Linked DNA regions of Homo sapiens: region 1 is linked to region 2. A link is a loop called in an ENCODE intact Hi-C map of the cell type or tissue named here. Cell type or tissue: PC-9. All regions are shown on one strand.

The links. Peaks named below come from ENCODE experiments on the same cell type or tissue, not always from the same donor. Only the 100,000 strongest peaks of a DNase experiment are listed, where the experiment ranks them.
Region 1: it touches region 2 in a loop (4-fold over the local background); 5 of 110 quality-filtered maps call a loop at or near these places.

The regions. Positions count from the first base shown.
Region 1 is chr7:98,359,222-98,361,721 of GRCh38, reverse strand. All of the region lies in intron 2 of BAIAP2L1 (BAR/IMD domain containing adaptor protein 2 like 1), which reads left to right. Among named protein-coding and RNA genes, the nearest start is that of BAIAP2L1, 41 kb to the left of the region's middle. RefSeq lists enhancers at 264-1,143, 1,144-2,021. In PC-9, no CTCF peak of the experiment used is centred here; a DNase peak (open chromatin) is centred at 1,141; H3K4me3 peaks cover 516 bases; H3K27ac peaks cover 2,500 bases.
Region 2 is chr7:98,284,959-98,287,458 of GRCh38, reverse strand. The region is part of intron 2 of BRI3 (brain protein I3); the gene reads right to left. Among named protein-coding and RNA genes, the nearest start is that of BRI3, 4.5 kb to the right of the region's middle. RefSeq lists an enhancer at 676-1,388. In PC-9, CTCF peaks have their summits at 737 and 939; a DNase peak (open chromatin) is centred at 1,088; H3K4me3 peaks cover 2,145 bases; H3K27ac peaks cover 2,500 bases.

The DNA.
Region 1 (2,500 bases), 74 kb before region 2:
CCTGAATGGAAAAACATCTAAATTAAACAGTTGGACTTAGGTTCTCATTTCAAAATATATGCTTCATTTAAAATGAACTTGAGTATTGCTATTGGCCTGTCTTTGTGATTAAAATGCATCAGTGATCACCTTAAAAACGCTAGCAATCACCAAATTCTAACATGGGCAAGACAGTTCTTCCCCAAAATGTAGCAAGTATCACCCCAAAACACTCAGACCCCAGTTTCACCCTCTCCCACCGCTCTACTTTTGTCACCAAGTAACATAAGTAGAAATGTAGTTTCTGACAGATTTGAAGGCAGCTTCAGATCAAGTTTTACATCTTCTTATCTCTTCTTTCTTTCTTTCTTTCTTTTTTTTTTTCCCAGACAGAGTCTTGCTCTGTCGCCCAGGCTGGAGTGCAGTGGAACAATCTCGGCTCACTGCAACCTCTGCCTCCCAGGCTCAAGCGATTCTTCTGCCTCAGCCTCCCAAGTAGCTGGGATTATAGGTGTACACCACCATGCCCAGCTAATTTTTGTATTTTTAGTAGAGATGGGGTTTCACCATGTTGGCCAGGCTGGTCTCGAACTCCTGACCTCAGGTAATCCACTCCCCTCAGCCTCCCAAAGTGCTAGGATTATAAACTTAAGCCACCACACCCAGCCTCTTATCTTTTTTGCCATACTGGTTGCTCCCTGTTGATATTTTGAAAATAAACCTGTGGCCTCACTCTCGCTCAGCATGAACCTGCCCCAGGAAAGGGTGTGAGCTGGCTAGACTGTGGACTCTGGGTGAGGAGGAGCACCATTGTGTGTAGTCGCTGGAAAAGTATACTGCTCATTTACTCTTCTGCCTTGCTGTGCTTTCGGAGATTTCAGCAGCAGGAAATGCAGCAGGTCTGGGATTTTGCTCCCTTGCCCTCCAGTGGTCCCCGTGACTTCTGCAAGTGCCCCTGTCCTCCAGAAAGCCAGAGCTGTGCACTGCTGACTCTCCCTCGAAGATTGCTTAGTCACAAGGCCACAAAGTCATTGCTTTAGATGTCCTTGTGAAGGAAATCACTGTGACCTGCAGTTTTTTTTTCTTTCTAGCATGAGCTGCCTCTTTTTTTTTTTTTCTTTCTAGCATGAGCTGCAGAGTTTTACAAGGTGAGCCAGTGAGCTGCCTACAGCTTAGCTTCCTGCTAACAAGGCTTCTCCCCAAAGGGCTCTTGACACTTTAGCACCTCCTGGGGAGTAAATACTTCAGAAGGTATTTCCAGAATTTCTGCAGGCCATCTGGTTGTGCCTTTGCTGAAGCCATTGAGAAATGTAGGTAAATGTGTAAAGTCCTTGGTGAGAATTTGGAAATAGTTGAGGCTGCCAGGTGTGCAGTCCACAGTTACGTTAGAACACAAGGCAGGCTGGGCGTGGTGGCTCGTGCCTGTAATTCCAGCACTTTGGGAGTCTGAGACAGGAGGATAGCTTTAGCCCAGGAATTCGAGACCCCGTCACTACAAAAAAAATTTAAAAATTAGCTCAGGCCAGGCGCGGTGGTTCACGCCTGTAATCTCAGCAATTTGGGAGGCCGAGGTGGGCAGATCACCTGAGGTCAGAAGTTCGAAACCAGCCTGGCCAAAATGGTAAATCCCTGTCTCTACTAAAAATACAAAATTTAGCCGGGAGTGGTGGCACGTGCCTGTGATCCCAACTACGTGGGAGGCTGAGGCAGGAGAATCACTTGAACCCGGGAGGCAGAGGTTGCAATGAGCCAAGATCATGCCACTGCACTCCAGCCTGGGCAACAGAGTGAGACTCGGCCTCAGAAAAAAAAAAAAATTAGCTGGGCATGGTGGCATGCTCCTGTGGTCCTACCTATCAGGAGCCTGGGGTGGGAGGATTGCTTGAGTCCAGAAGTTCGAGGCTGCAATGAGCTGTGATTGTACCACTGCACTCCAGCCTAGGAGACAGAGCAAGACCCTGTCTCAAAAAAATTAAAAAAAAAAAAAAAAAAAAAAACCCAGGTCTACAGGTGAATGGCTAGGAGCATTGTACAGACCAGTGTCACAAGAATTTGAGTGGTGTGGGTTGGTGTGGCCTGGAACAGGGAGGAGGCCCTGCAGGAGATGAGCTATCTGCCAGATGTTAGGTTTCAGCAGGCAGACACTACTGCACGCATAAAAGACAGCAAGTCGGCCGGGCGCGATGGCTCACGCCTGTAATCCCAGCACACTGGGAGGCCGAAGCGGGCGGATCACGAGGTCAAGAGATTGAGACCAGGCTGGCCAACATGGTGAAACCCCGTCTCTGCTAAAGATACAAAAATTAGCCAGGCGTGGTGGCGGGTGCCTGTAATCCCACCTACTCAGGAGGCTGAGGCAGGAGAATCACTTGAACCCGGGAGGTAAAGGTTGCAGTGAGCAGAGATCGTGCCATTGCACTCCAGCCTAGTGACAGAGCAAGACTCTGTCTCAAAAAAAAAAAAAAAAAAGACAGCAAGTAAGCCAGGACCTGGGGTCCACACTGGCATGGGTGGCACACTG
Region 2 (2,500 bases):
CCCACGGCCTCCCAGGCACAGGGAAACACCCTCCTTCCAACCCACGGAATTTCTGTCCAGACCCATCCCATCCTCAGCCAGAGCACAGGGCTGGGCCGTTTGTGCCACCCTGGCCTGAGCCCCTCAGTCCAGGGACCCACTCCGGCACCTCCTAAGGCAGCCTCCCTATCCCTGGTCCATTCAACCCCCACCCTCCTGCCCACCTCCACACCGCTTAAAGAGAGGGTAGGAGGGCCAAGGCCCCCGGGTCTCTGGGGAGAGCGAGCCTGTTTCCCTGCAGTGCCGCCCGGGAGCTGGACAGATCCAGCTGTCCCAGGAGGCTCAGGCCTCTGCCAGCAACAGAAGGCTGTGATCCAGACCTGAGAACCCCGGCCCGGGAGAACGAGCACTTGGGCCTGAGAGCTCTGAACGGGCTTCGAAGGCCCGAGGGCTGGCCAGGAGAGTTCGGCCCTCACCTCTGGCTCTGGGGTCAGCCTAAGGGTGGGCAGCATTCCCTACCCCCCAGGATTCCACAGCCGTACCCACAACTTCAAACGCCAAGAGGCGCTGAAGGCAGAACTCGCTGTCACTTGACAGCAAACTCACCTGGCAGCAACATGTGACCTGAACTGGTGTGTGGCTATTTATAGTCGTAATTTATCCTACTTTATCTGAATATTCATGTCTTGCTGCAGAAATATTAAAGTTTTAACTGCAGTACTGCCCTAGACCTCAAAAGGAGTGTTGGCATCATTTACTTTTTAAAACCCCAAATCTTCTGAACTGAGAAACACAATCCAGATTCTAGGTCAAGACTCCCCAAGCTGCAGGGCAGTCCTGTCCCCAGCACTGGAGGGCAGAAGGGGAACCCCTGCCCCGGAACACCTGCGGTCCCCACAGCCTCGAGTTCTCCTCCCTTCCAAACCCGGAAGAGCCCACCTGAGTTGGTGAGGTGGGTTTCAACCTTCTCAACCGCTCTGGTCCTGACCGGCTCTCTCTAGCCGCCCCTCCCCCATTCTTGTGCAATAAGCCACGCGGCCAGGGAGGGACCATGGCCACTGGCGAAATTAGGGAACTGACTAATTCCAAGAGCACTCCCTTAAGGCGACTCCAGTCCTGCAGTGAAAGTGGCCAGTCATGCCACTGTCATCCACTCAGAGCTGGGCCCTGGGACAGTAGAGGCCGCGGGGCTCCCGCCTCACCAAGGACAGAGGGGGCTGGCAGCAGGGCTCTGAGCTGCCCAGGGAGAAGGCCATCCTCGCCCTCCCTGTGTCCCCACAGGCACTTTACAGGAGGCTGAAGCTGAGGGTGTGTCCAGGGACTCCCAGCCGGGAAAGGCGTGGCTGGGATCTGAACCCAGATGGGCTCCCCAGTCACGAGCACCCATCCTGCAGGTCCCAGTTCTCCCTCCCAGGTAGCCCCCAAAGGCAGTGTCACAGGGGGCTGGCCCTAGGGCACCAAGCTGCCCTCTGCGCACATGGTGGCCTCAAGGCACCATCCACGCCCAGGAACAACCCCAGACCACCACCCCGCTGGAAGGCCAGGCCTCGCCAGGAAAAGGGGAGACGCAGGGCTTCCTCAGAGGGCTGAGGGCCTGAAGCCATGCTCAGCGCAGGGCGAGGTGGCCCCAAAGCAGCTCCAGCCAGGCTCTGGCTGTCCCAGGGTGTCCACTCCCCACAGGGGAGCTGCCTGGCTTAGGGACAGTTCACCAGGACCTCCCAGGGCCATTCCCAGCAAACCCAATGGCCAGGGCCAGCCCTCGCCTCCCCTGTGGAAGAAAGGCCTGAGAAGGTGCCCGGAGACTCTGCCTGCCACCACACCCACCCCAGCAGTGCCACTTGGCCCACAGCTGGGGGCTGAGCCCAAGGTCAGAGACTCAGGAGGCCACTGAGGGAGCACTTGGGCACCGAGGTCTGCAGCCCTGCCCAGCAAGCAGCCCAGGCCCAAGCTCCGGCCCATCCGCTGCCCCCACACCTCAGGCCAAGACTGTCAGGACGGGGACAGCCCACAGGCCATACATATGGGCAGAGCCATCCCAGCTAACTCAGCCACTTCCTCAACCAGGGGAGCTCTGGCTTCCAGGTCACAGGTGGTAGGAGGGAGCAGCCCCTCCACCTCCATCGTCTGGAAGCCCAAGGCTGTCACAGGCTCCTTCCCCTCCAGCCCCTCCCGGGCTCCACAGTCACCACCCCGTGCCCTCCACAGCCCACCTCTGCCCCCCAAGGGCCGTGGCAGCCTCCACGCTGGCCACTGAGCCGCACCCTGGACCTCTGAGCGACATCCGCCCTCCACAGCTGTTCTTTTCACCTTCCCTAGGAAAAGTGAAATCCTTTCCAGGATTTCCTCTCTCTCTGGTCACCCCCAAAACTAAATACCCAGTGACAGCCCAGCCAGTACTCATGGGGGCCTGGTGCAGGCCAGGGGCCTTCCCCACTCCTGCCTTCCCCGCTTGCAGGACGCAGGCTCTGCTCCAGCCCAGGAGAGCCTCCCAGCGCAGCTACCTCATCCTGCACCTAGGTAC